Linked DNA regions of Homo sapiens: region 2 is linked to region 1. Evidence: chromatin contacts called from ENCODE Hi-C or POLR2A ChIA-PET data. All regions are on one chromosome and are shown on one strand. Each heading gives the region's core, a stretch centred on a gene start or an enhancer-like site at or near the end of the contact. The rest is flanking DNA. Distances are from core to core; before and after follow the strand shown.

Region 1 (6,003 bases), core at 2,446-4,945:
TTGATGGCACGTGCCTGTAATCCCAGCTACTCAGAGGCTAAGGCAGGATTATCGTTTGAACCTATGAGGTGGAGGTTTCAGTGAGCCGAGATCACACAACTGCACTCCAGCCTGGGAGACAACAGCGAAACTCTGTCTCAAAAAAAAAAAAAAAAAAGAACAGAACATCTCTAGAGGAAGATTCAAGCATCTGCCAATAGTGGAGGCCTCTGGGAAGGCAAAGAGGATAAAGAGAGAGAGCCAGAGGAAACTAACTTTGCACTGTTCTCTTTCGGGCCTCTAAATTTTTTTTTTTTAAATCACATTCACCATAGCATCAACCAATCAAATATTAATATATAGCACATGTATGTATATAAAATAGCAATAATTGCCTGGGTGCAGTGGCTCACGCCTGTCAACCCAGTACTTTGGGAGGCCGCAGCAGGAGGATCACTTGAGGTCAGGAGTTCGAAACCAGCCTGGGCAACATGGCAAAACTCTGTCTCTACTAAAAATACAAAAATTAGCTGGGCACGGTGGTACATGCCTGTAGTCCCAGCTACCCAGGAGACTGAGGCAGGAGAATCCCTTGAACCTGGGAGGTGGAGGTTACAGTGAGCCAAGATCACGCCACTGCATTCCGGCCTGGGCAACAGAGCGAGAATCTATCTTAAAAATAATAATAATAAAAAGCAACAATTAATTAAACAGACAAAGTACAAGTATTTTAAAAGTTAAAAGCTGCTTCTTTGGAAAGACAAAACTGACAAGACTTTTTTTTGGTTTATAATTTTTTTTTTTTTATAGAGACAGAGTCTTTCTATGTTAGCCAGGTTGGTCTTGAACTCCTGGCCTCAAGCAATCCTCCTGCTTCGGCCTCCCAAAGACTACGGTTACAGGTGTGATCCACTGTGCTGGGCCAAAACTGACAGACTTCTAACAAAACTAGTTTAAAAGAAAAAAAAGAAGGCACAAATATGAGAAATAAAAAAGTAGCCGGGTATGGTGGCTCAGGCTTGTAATCCCAGCACTTTGGGAGACCGAGGTGGGCGGATCACCTGAGGTCAGGAGTTAGAGAACAGCCTGGCCAACATGGCGAAACCCCATCTCTACTAAAAATACAAAAAAATTAGCTGGGTGTGGTGGTACGCGCCTACAGTCCCAGCTACTCGGGAGGCTGAGTCACCAGAATCGCTTGAACCCGGGAGGCAGAGGTTGCAGTAAGCTGAGATCGCACCACTGCACTCCAGCCTGGGCGACAGAGAGAAACTCCATCTCAGGAAAAAAAAAAAAAAAAAAAAGAAGAAGAAGAAATAAAAAGTCAAATCTACAAATCAGGTAAGAAGTGAAAAGAGACCATTACACAGAACTTTATACCAGTAACTCTGCCAATTTTTCTTGTTTTAAAAGAGACGGGGTCTCACTGTGCTGCCCAGACTGCAGTACAGTGGCACTATCATACCGCACAACAGCCCAGAACTCCTGGGCTCAAGCGACCCTCCTGCCTCAGCCTCCTGTGTAGCCGCAACTACAGGCATGTGCCACGCTGGTGGGCAACTTTGACAATTTCTAAGAATATAACTTACCAAAACTAACCTGACAAGATTTTAACCATTAAAGAAATTGAACCACAACTTTAAAATCTACCTAGAGACATACATGGCTGTGAAGGGGAGGTGAGGCCAAAGGCGGGTCATTCATGAATGGGTAGCCCCAGAGTATTTGCATTCCATGGGTCATGGGCCAAGGCAGAAGAAAACAATAATCAAAGCGACAAAGTCTTGAAGAAGATGAAAACAGATGGGCACCTGAAAGCCCAGTGGGGGTGGGCCTTGGAGAGGAAAGAGAGGAGAAAATGCCCTCAGCTATGGGGGTTTGGGGGTGATACAGGGGAGGTGTTAACTTTGATTTTCTCCCTGAAGCACGAAGGTCAATAGCTGAGCTGAGCAAGGGGTGGGTAAAGAGGGTACACGTAGTCTAAGAAGCAAGGAAAAGGAAGGGTTCCTGCCAAGGAGTTTGGGGAGGTACTTAAGCCAGAAAAACGCACTAGATGCCCATGCATGGTTTGCAGTCATGAAGTTATGAAGAGGAAGCAGTAAACTGAGGCCAGCAATTTTCTCCATGAATATTCTGCCACATGGAGGGAAGAGACAGGGCTGGACCAGCATAACCAAAAAAAGTTCAGGGCCTTTGCCTGAGAGCCACGGAAGAGCCACAGTGCCAAGTCCGGGAACTCAGGCTCCTAGGAGTGAGGTCGGGGAGACGTGATAAACCTAACAGGAATGGAATCCATGGACTGATAGGGATGGATGAGGTCAAAGAACTATGGCAGGTCAGGCGCAGTGGCTCACGCCTGTAATCCCAGCACTTTGGGAGGCCAAGGTAGGTAGATCATTTGAGGCCAGGAGTTTGAGACCAGCTTGGCCATCATCACGAAACCCTGTCTCTACTAAATACAAAGATCAGCCAGGTGTGGTGTTGCGCGCCTATAGTCCCCGGTACTCGGGAGGCTGAGGCATGAGAATCACCTGAACCCAGGAGGCAGAGGTTGCAGTGAGCCAACATCGCACCACTGCATTCCAGCCTGGTGACAGAGCGAGACTGTGTCTCTAAAAAAAAAAAAAAATTAGCCAGGTGTGATGGCGCATGCCTATAGTCCCAGCTACTCGGGAGGCTGAGGCACGATAGTCTCTTGAACCCAGGAAGTGAGGTTGTAGTGAGCTGAGATTGCACCACTGCACTCCAGCCTGGGCAACAGAGCAAGACTCTGTCTCAAAAAAAAAAAAAAACTATGGCAAGAGAAGACAAGCAAGTGAGCTACAAAGACAGACAATGATCAAGATGAAAGTTTGAAATGGAGATTTCTTAGGTTTCCAGGCACGACTATGTCTAGGACGTGATGCTAGGATGGGTCAATCTTGGAAGAAGAGGTCTCCAGAGAAATTTGCAACGTGCAACTGTCAGGCAAGATGTTAAGATAAATTCCCACCAATATTCTCCTACAACTGCTGATAACAGAATGCTTATCTAGAAGACAGCAATTCAGCCCCACTTCCCCTCTGGATGCAGAAAGCTGCAGGAGAGCCGTGCACTCTGAGCCCTGACCAGAGCCCTGACCAGAGACAGAGCAGGACAATTGATAAAATCCTATCTCTGGGCCATCAGAGAGCCGAAGTGACCAGGCTGCCGGAGGGAACTACACAACAAAGTGCAGCAGCCCCTCCAGGGAGAAGGGGACACACTTACTGTTTCACCTTTGACAGAGGAAGGAAAGTGGAAGGAGGCCATAAAAGTGGTTAGAAAAAAAAAAAACAGTTTAACTTTAAACAAATTCTGAAAGGTTGAGAGTGTCAAGTGTGGGAGTCTAACCCCTGGAAAGCCCCAAAACGAATGTTCCCACTCATTCCCAGGAGACCTGCACCCAAGTCTCCAGCTAATCCACTAGCAGAGAGGAAGGAAACATGCCTTTCTCCTTGTCCTGGAGAAAGGCGTGTGCCACACACAGGCCAGGACCAGCACAAGACACGGGGCCGGTCAGACCCCTGCAGATACAAGGCAGAGTCTGGCTGCCACCGGGCAGAGGTGGGCTCGCTGGGAAAGCTGCCCCCAAGGCCGTGAGCACAGAGCTGCCCAAGAGTCAGGCTAGAGGGGGGAACTGAGAAGATGCCACCATCGGAGACCTTGCCAAGGAGGAAGTAGAGAGAGACTCCCCTCTACAGGCCCACACGAGCACGCACAGTGCTAGAGACAGCCCAGCTGAGGCCAAATGCACTGACCTGGCCTCCCAGGTGCACAACAGGACACAGGAAACAACCTCAGCCTGATGCTCTCTGCACACTGTCTGGCATTTGACCAAACAGAACAAGAGAAACAGAAAGCAAGAACCAATAACGTTTAAGGAAGAGATGATAATACCAATTCTAACACAGTCTTCCAGAAAGGAGAAGAAACAGGAACACATTCTAACTCATTTTATGAGACCCCGAAGGCCACTGTAAGACAAGAGGCCTACAGACAGCCTTCATGAGCACAGATGCAAAAATCATTAACATAACTTTAGCAAATCAATCCAGCAACACATAAAAAGGATGTCCACAGAAGAAAAATAATGTTCATAGCAGCTTTTTTCAAAATAGCCCAAACGTGGGAACAACACAAACATCCATCAATTAATTGGTGAATGCATAAATTGGTTTATCTGTAAAATTACTCAATAAAAAAGAGAAACTACGGATGCATGCAACATTTTGGGTAACTCTCAAAAGCATTATGCAAGTTACAGAAGTATATGTGACACTCTGGAAAAAGCAAAACTGTAGGAACAAAAATCAGGTCAGGCCAGGCGCGGTGGCTCATGCCTATAATCCCAGCACTATGGAAGGCAGAGGCGGGCGGATCACGATCGAGACCATAATGGCCAACATGGTGAAACCCCATCTCTACCAAAAATACAAAAATTAGCTGGGCATGGTGGCGCGTGCCTGTAGTCCCAGCTACTGGGGAGGCTGAGGCAGAAGAATTGCTTGAACCCGGGAGGCGGAGGTTGCAGTGAGCCAAGATTGTGCCACTGCACTCCAGCCTGGGTGACAGAGCGAGACTCTGTCTCAAAAAAAAAAATTCAGGTGAGTGGTTACCAGAGGCTAGGACGGGGGAAGGGAAGTGACTACCAAGGGGAACAAGGGGATTTTATGGGGTGATGCAAATGTTCTGTAGCTTAGCTGTGGTAGTGAACATTTTTTAAGTAAAAAAAGAGTGAATCTTAATGGAAGGTAAATCATGTTATTTTTTTAAAGGCCAGCTCCAACAAAGAGGCTGACCTACAAAGCAACAGCTGGTCCGAATCCACAAACACAGGCCAACACTACACCTCTGCTGTTCCCAAGGTCACTGTTTCTGGTGAGGAGAGAATGGCTCATCTGACAAACTATCCATTACCAAGACAAGCCGGGGGCTGGGAAATGAGATCCTCCTCCAACGCAGGCAAGACGCACTGCAGGGAACCATAGGCACTTCCGCTGGCCTCTGGACCAGGGCAAACAGCAGAAGCCTGTTCCCAAGGGCAGAGGCAGGCTAAAATACAAGAGCAGGGCTGGAGTCGGAAGAAGAGCTGATAAAGTTTAATGAGAAAACAAACCAACCACCACAAAAAGCAAAGAAAATGGTATTGGTAAAAAAACAAACAAAAAAACCACACAAAGAAAACCATAAAAATAGCTGTCTTTGTAGAGTTTATATTCTAATGAAGAAGAAAGCAAACCAAATGAGTAAGTAAAATACATAGTATGTTAGAAATAAGTGCTAGGAAGAGAATTACAGCAGGAAAGCGGGACATGCGGGAGGGGCCGAGTGAGAAAGTAATTCTGACAATGAGACCCCAAGGATAGAAACTGGCCCTGGAGATGGGGCTTGCCTCCAAGGCCAGTAAAGATGGAAACCCACACCAGGCAGTGGGGATGCGCTCTTCAGATTGTCACCAGGACTCCCCCAAGGCAGTTCTGCAGGAGAAAACAGAGGAGCAGGGAATGCACACGTTTCCTGGCTGCACATAGCAAGGTATCAGAAGGAAGAGAAGAGCTCAGAAAATAATTAGCCGCTTTCAAGCAGAAATCAAAGGGCACAGAAGAGGCCTAGAATGTGGGGTCTCAAATAGTTGCAAAAGCCAACTCCTTCCAGAACCCAAACAGTACATGTGAAAGCCTGCCCGGAACAAGGGCCCACCAAAACTCCATCAGGTCAAAGATAAGAGTAAGGGTGCGGTCTTCCCAGCCAAGCCTGCTGTGGCCTCGAAGAGGCTGAAGCAGCACAAATAAGTAAAAGGGAAGGTGAGGCTTAAGAGCATCGCGTAAAGAATTACCTGCATGTCGAATTGTTGAGAACTAAACACATGAAAATTGTACTCCCTTTTCAAGAAACTGTACCACCAAAGAAATACTAAGCTCAAAGCCAAAAATCACCCTTCAGGGTCACATAGCTTGATGACTGAATTGTGCCCAGACAAGGAGGGCAGGTGTCCTGCCACCT
Region 2 (6,003 bases), core at 2,339-4,838, 320 kb before region 1:
CCACTGACTTTCTTCACAGAATTAGAAAAAACTACTTCAAATTTCATATGGAACCAAAAAAGAGCCCGTATGGCCAAGACAATCCTAAGCAAAAAGAACAAAGCTGTAGGCATCACACTACCTGACTTCAAACTATACTACAAGGCTACAGTAACCAAAACAGCACGGTACTGGTACCAAAACAGATATAGAGACCAACGGAACAGAACAGAGGCCTCAGAAATAATGCCAGACATCTACAACCATCTGATCTTTGACAAACTGGACAAAAACAAGGAATGGGAAAAGGATTCCCTATTTAATAAATGGTGTTAGGAAAACTGGATAGCCATATGCATAAAACTGAAACTGGACCCCTTCCTTACACCTCATACAAAAATTAACTCAAGAGGGGTTAAACATAAGACCTAAAACCATAAAAATCCTAGAAGAAAACCTAGGCAATACCATTCAGGACATAGGCATGGGCAAAGACTTCATGACTAAAACACCAAAAGCAATGGCAACAAAAGCCAAAACTGACAAATGGGATCTAATTAAACTAAAGAGCTTCTGCACACCAGAAGAAACTATCATCAGAATGAAAAGGGAATCTACAGAATGGGAGAAAATTTTTGCAATCTATCCATCTGACAAAGGGCTCATATCCACGATCTACAAGGAACTTAAACAAGTTTACAAGAAAAAAACAATGCCATCAAAAAGCAGACGAAGGATATAAACAGACACTTCTCAAAAGAAGACATTTATGTAGCCAACAAACATGAAAAAAAAGCTCATCATCACTGGTCATTAGAGAAATGCAAATCAAAACCACAATGAGATACCATCTCACACCAGTTACAGTGGCGATCATTAAAAAGCGAGGAAACAACAGAAGCTGGAGAGGATGTGGAGAAATAGGAACACTTTTACACTGTTGGTGGGAGTGTAAATTAGTTCAACCATTGTGGAAGGCAGTGTGGCGATTCCTCAAGAATCTAAAACCAGAAATACCATTTGACCCAGCAATCCCGTTACTGGGTATATAACCAAAGGATTATAAACATTCTATGATAAAGACACATGCACACATATGTGTACTGCACCACTATGCACAATACGAAAGAGTTGGAAACAACTCAAATGCCCAGCAATGATAGACTGGACAAAGAAAATGTGGCACATATACACCATGGAATACTATGCAATCATAAAAAAGGATGAGTTCATGTCCTTTGCAGGGATATGGATGAAGCTGGAAACCATCATTCTCAGCAAACTAACACAGGAACAGAAAACCAAACACTGCATGTTCTCACTCATAAGTGGGGATTGAACAATTAGAACACATGGACACAGGGAAGGGGACATCACACACCAGGGCCTGTCAGGGGTGTGGGGCTAGGGGAAGGATAGCATCAGGAGAAATACCTAATGTAGATGATGGGTGCCACCCATACATGTGCCACCACCACGGCACGTGTATACCTATGTAACAAACCTGCACGTTCTGTACATGTATCCCAAAACTTAAAGTATAATTAATTTAAAAAAAAGAGAGAGAGAGACAAAAGTCTCTTAAAAATAATATTCAGGGCCGGGCGCAGTGGCTCACACCTGTAATGACAGCACTTTGGGAGGCCAAGGCGGGCGGATCACGAGTTCAAGACATTGAGACCGTCCTGGCCAACATGGTGAAACCCCATCTCTACTAAAAATACAAAAATTAGCTGGGCATGGTGGTGCATGCCTGTAGTCCCAGCTACTCGGGAGGCTGAGGCAGGAGAATTGCTTGAACCCAGGAGGCGGAGATTGCAGTGAGCTGAGATCGTGCCACTGCACTCCAGCCTGGCGACAGAGCAAGACTTCATCTCAAAAATAATAATAATAATAATAATAATAATAATAATAATAATAATAATAATATGCATGCTGGCTTTCCCACTAACTGATCCAAATTAGTGAATTCTTTTGTGAATGTCTGGTCACTCCATGTGGACAGAAACCTCCCTGGGAGAAGGACCAATGCCCTCCAGCCCAGAGTTCTGTGGGTTGCCCCTCGGTCCTGCTGTCTCCTCTCATCACAGCTGCTGGATGGGACCACGGCAGGACATCTTCGGGGTCAGCCTCGTTTTGGCAGAGGGGCCCCGGTGTGTCTTAGTATGGCGCGCAGACTCTTGTGAGTGGCCACCACTAGTCCTCCACATCGTCATTTACACACGTCTCCCTCCTAGCCAGGGCCACTCACAAGTGTGCCTAACTTTGCAATTTCTTTTTTTTTGAGATGCCCAGGCTAGAGTGCAATGGCACGATCTCGGCTCACCGCAACCTCCGCCCCCCGGGTTCAAGCGATTCTCCTGACTCAGCCTTCCCGAGTAGCTGGGATTACAGGCATGCGCCACTACACCTGGCTAATTTTGTATTTGTATGTATTTATGTATTTATTTTGAGACAGAGTCTCACTCTGTCGCCCAGGCTGGAGTGCCGTGGTGCAATCTCGGCTCACTGAAAGCCCTGCCTTCCACGTTCACGCCATTCTCCTGCCTCAGCCTCCCAAGTAGCTGGGACTACAGGTGCCTGCCACCACATCCGGCTAATTTTTTTTCTATTTTCCTAGAGACGGCGTTTCATCGTATTAGCCAGGATGGTCTCGATCTCCTGACCTCGTGATCCGCCCGCCTCGGCCTCCCAAAGTGCTGGGATTATAGGCGTGAGCCACCATGCCCAGCCTAATTTTGTATTTTTGGTAGAGATGGGGTTTCTCCATGTTGGTCAGGTTGGTCTCGAACTCCCGACCTCAGGTCATCCGCCCTCCTTGGCCTCCCAAAGTGCTGGATTAAAGGCATGAACCACTGTGCCCGGCCAGCAATTTCTTCCATTCTGGCCTGAGTGACTAGGTTGGAAATGAGTACTGGATAAAGTTCTGGTTTGTCTTTGATGCATGTGACTATTCTTATCACCACCCACAGCCAGCACCTGGACCACAAAGAAGCTCCCAGAGCACTTTCACCTTCTGGAGTGGCCGTGCCCAGGACCACAAGCACTCACCTTCAGAGCCCTTCTGCTTCCTCTCCACCTCCCTGCGGTACTCCTCCAGCTCACGGTCTGTGAGTGTGGTGAAGGGGTTGGGGCCCGTGGTGCTCACAATGACGTGGGGCTGGTACTCCTTTTCAATGATGGCCTTGGAGGCCGTCACCAGCTCTCCCTGTGGATGAAAGGCACATCTGGTCTGCAGGAGCCCGGCCCGATGGGGACTCTCCCTCCTCCCAGGCAGGCTGCAGGCAGGGCGGGGGCAGGAGGCTTTCCAGGAGCAGAGACCCCTGAGACTGCACTGCCATGGGCCCGAGGCCTAGGCTGAGCTGCAGCCTTCAGTGGTATATAATGGAAACACAGGTCAGTGCCACGATGAACAGATATTAACCACAAAAGAAATCCTACAGAGCCTTCCAGGTTTCAGAAGCAAAAGCCCAATGCAGACCCAAGAGCACAGAGCACCTCAGGGAGGGTGCCCACTCCTCACTGTGGAGCAGAAGGGGAAGAGGCCCTTTCCTGTTACTGTTTAAAAGTCAGTAAGTTTTCCTCATGACATCAGAAACTGTCACGAGGTACAGCACTCAGCGTAAGGCATGCTCAGAGCTTTGCTCATATTCTAAGAGCACAGGTAAGTTCTGTTCTTTTGACTGTGGTTAGTTTGTAACTAGTTCCTGGAGCTTATCCCAAAACATTCCGAGATGACAACATGCCCCAAGACACCAGTGTTTAGCTGAGGAATTTGGAAAACTCTGAAAATTTGTACCAAAGAAAAAAAGAAGAAAGCGAAGCACCAAGGCGGCTCACAGACCACACCAATCTTAAAGCAGGAGGTGGAGCCTGCAGGCCAGCACAGTGGGCTGGGTGGGCATCAGGGGGTGCGGTCCACTCACAGCCACCTGCCCCAGCACAGCGCTGTGCCCACAGTGCAGCCTGATTGGGTCAGGGGCAGGAAAATGTCCCCTAATTCCCTGGAGCTCACTTCTTTTTTTTTTTTTTTGAGACGGAGTCTCGCACTGTCACCCAGGCTGGAGTGTAGTGGCGCAATCTCGGCTCGCTGCAAGCTCCACCTCCCAGGTTCACTCCATTCTCCTGCCTCAGCCTCCCGAGTAGCTGGGACTACAGGCGCCCGCCACCACGCCCGGCTACCCTGGAGCTCACTTCTAAGACAGTTATCCAGCACTTACACACATGCACATGACTGACAGCTTCCAAAACCAAATAGAAACAGGAGAAACCACAATTCTTTGGATGCCAGGCCTGGTCCTTCAGTGCTGCTCTCAGTGCGGAGTGAACACCAGAGATGGAGAGCGTCCTAGCTGGGCTGACTCGGGAAATTCAACTCACACAGGCCGACCGCTCCTCAAGCAGAGACAGGGGAACTTGGACTGACTGGGATGGGCTGAGGGGTTACCACCTAGCATGCTGCGTACCCAGTGCTGACCAGTGACACAGAGCTCCGAGAGGGACAGATGGGCTGCTGGAACAGGCAACCTTTGCCCGGGAGCCTGGAGACTCTCGACAGTCAACAAGTCAAAGGGAACCCTCTTCTGAACCAGGTCTGACTCGAGGCCCATTGGCTTTTCGTTAAGAAGTTGCCCTGCCTCACCAAGACAGGAAGCTGAGTCCTGTCTGCCATGTCTTAGCGCTGTGGCCCGAGCCAAGTCTTTCCCTGACCAGAGGCCTGCCTCACTATCTGAAGGAGGAGCTGCTGGGCTGGCCACTGCTAAGAGCCCTCACATGATGGCACTCTAGAGATGGTATCCCAGCAACAGCAGTTTGGCTGGCTGCACCTGCATCCTGATATCACTGCCAATGAAATGAGAAGGTGATACAAGAGAAATGCTTAAGTTCATTTAAATCAAGTGGTTAAAATTAGTAAAGGAATCAAATATCAAGAATCAACTATCAGGCCAGGCATGGTGGCTCACACCTGTAATCCCAGCACTTTGGGAAGCTGAGGCGGGTGGATCACCTGAGGTCAGGAGTTCAAGACCACCCTGGCCAACACAGCGAAAACCTGTCTCTACTAAAAATACAAAAAAAATTAACCAGGCGTGGTAGTGGGCATCTGTAATCCCAGGTACTCGGGAAGCTGAGGCAAAGGAATCACCTGAACGTGGGAGGCGGAGGTTGAGGTGAGCCGAGATTGCGCCACTGCACTCCAACCTGGGCAACAGAGCAAGACTCCGTCTCAAACAAAACAAACAAACAAACAAAGAATAAACTATCAGCCAGGCACCACAGCTCATGCTTATAATCCCAGCACTTTGGGAGGCCAAGGCAGAAGGATTGCTTGAGCCCAGGAGTTCGAGACCAGCCTGGGCAACATAGTGAGACCTTGTCTCTACAAAAAATTTAAAAATTAGCCAAGCATGGTGGCATGCACCTGTAGTCCCAGCTGCTGAGGAGGCTGAGGTGGGAGGATTCTTTTGGCCTGAGAGGTCGAGGCTGCAGTGAGCTGTGATTGCACTACTGCACTCCAGCATGGGCCAGAGTAAGATGCTGTCTCAAAATAAAAATAAAAATACAAATAAAAATCCATTGGCACAGAGACATCAAAACCCTTGTTCCCAATTTTGATGCCCCAAAGGACAAGCGGGGCTCTCTCATACTGAGACAGCTGAAGCCCGAGGCACAGCGCAGCAGGTCCCCAGTGGTGGAGAGCTCCCTCCTCCACAGACCACAGCTAAGGGTTAAGCTGCTGTCAAGACCAGTTATGGGAACAGAGAATCACATTCCTCTGCAAGAAAGGACACAGAGCAATGACTGAGATGCAGAGAAACATACGCCACTCATGGACAACCCAGACAAGAAACCAAGATGTGCCTAGCTTCCCCTCCTGCCACTCCCCTCACCTCCCTGTCACTTGACAAGCCTCTAAAGCAAAACACAGGCCCAGTAACTTTCCATACTTGACTGAGGCAACCTGGGTGGAACAAGAGCTCCACCCGAGGCTGTGCAACCTGCACTAGCGGCTGACCTCTCTGA

Evidence for each region. A loop is a pair of places that touch in the nucleus more often than their neighbours do. ChIA-PET counts read pairs that join two places held with the same protein, here RNA polymerase II (POLR2A). Pooled maps may share reads with other maps.
Region 2: a loop to region 1 is called in a pooled map, with 2.5 times the contacts of the local background. The contact joins two enhancer-like sites. A Hi-C loop is called at or near these places in 1 of 50 pooled maps. POLR2A ChIA-PET finds 5 or more read pairs at or near these places in 2 of 52 experiments (H1 and activated CD4-positive, alpha-beta T cell).

Annotation. Positions count from the first base shown.
Region 1 is chr4:2,596,508-2,602,510 of GRCh38, reverse strand. The region is part of intron 2 of FAM193A (family with sequence similarity 193 member A); the gene reads right to left. Among named protein-coding and RNA genes, the nearest start is that of FAM193A, 63 kb to the right of the region's middle. RefSeq lists enhancers at 3,904-4,856, 4,857-5,808, 5,809-6,003. Within about 2 kb of position 3,695, at least 15 of the 41 ENCODE cell types and tissues checked have a DNase peak (open chromatin) inside an H3K27ac peak, as active enhancers do.
Region 2 is chr4:2,912,068-2,918,070 of GRCh38, reverse strand. It overlaps ADD1 (adducin 1), which reads right to left. Exons shown (of 16, transcript NM_001354761.2): 14 at 3,031-3,187. Among named protein-coding and RNA genes, the nearest start is that of SLC75A1, 20 kb to the left of the region's middle. RefSeq lists an enhancer at 3,315-3,384. Within about 2 kb of position 3,588, at least 5 of the 41 ENCODE cell types and tissues checked have a DNase peak (open chromatin) inside an H3K27ac peak, as active enhancers do.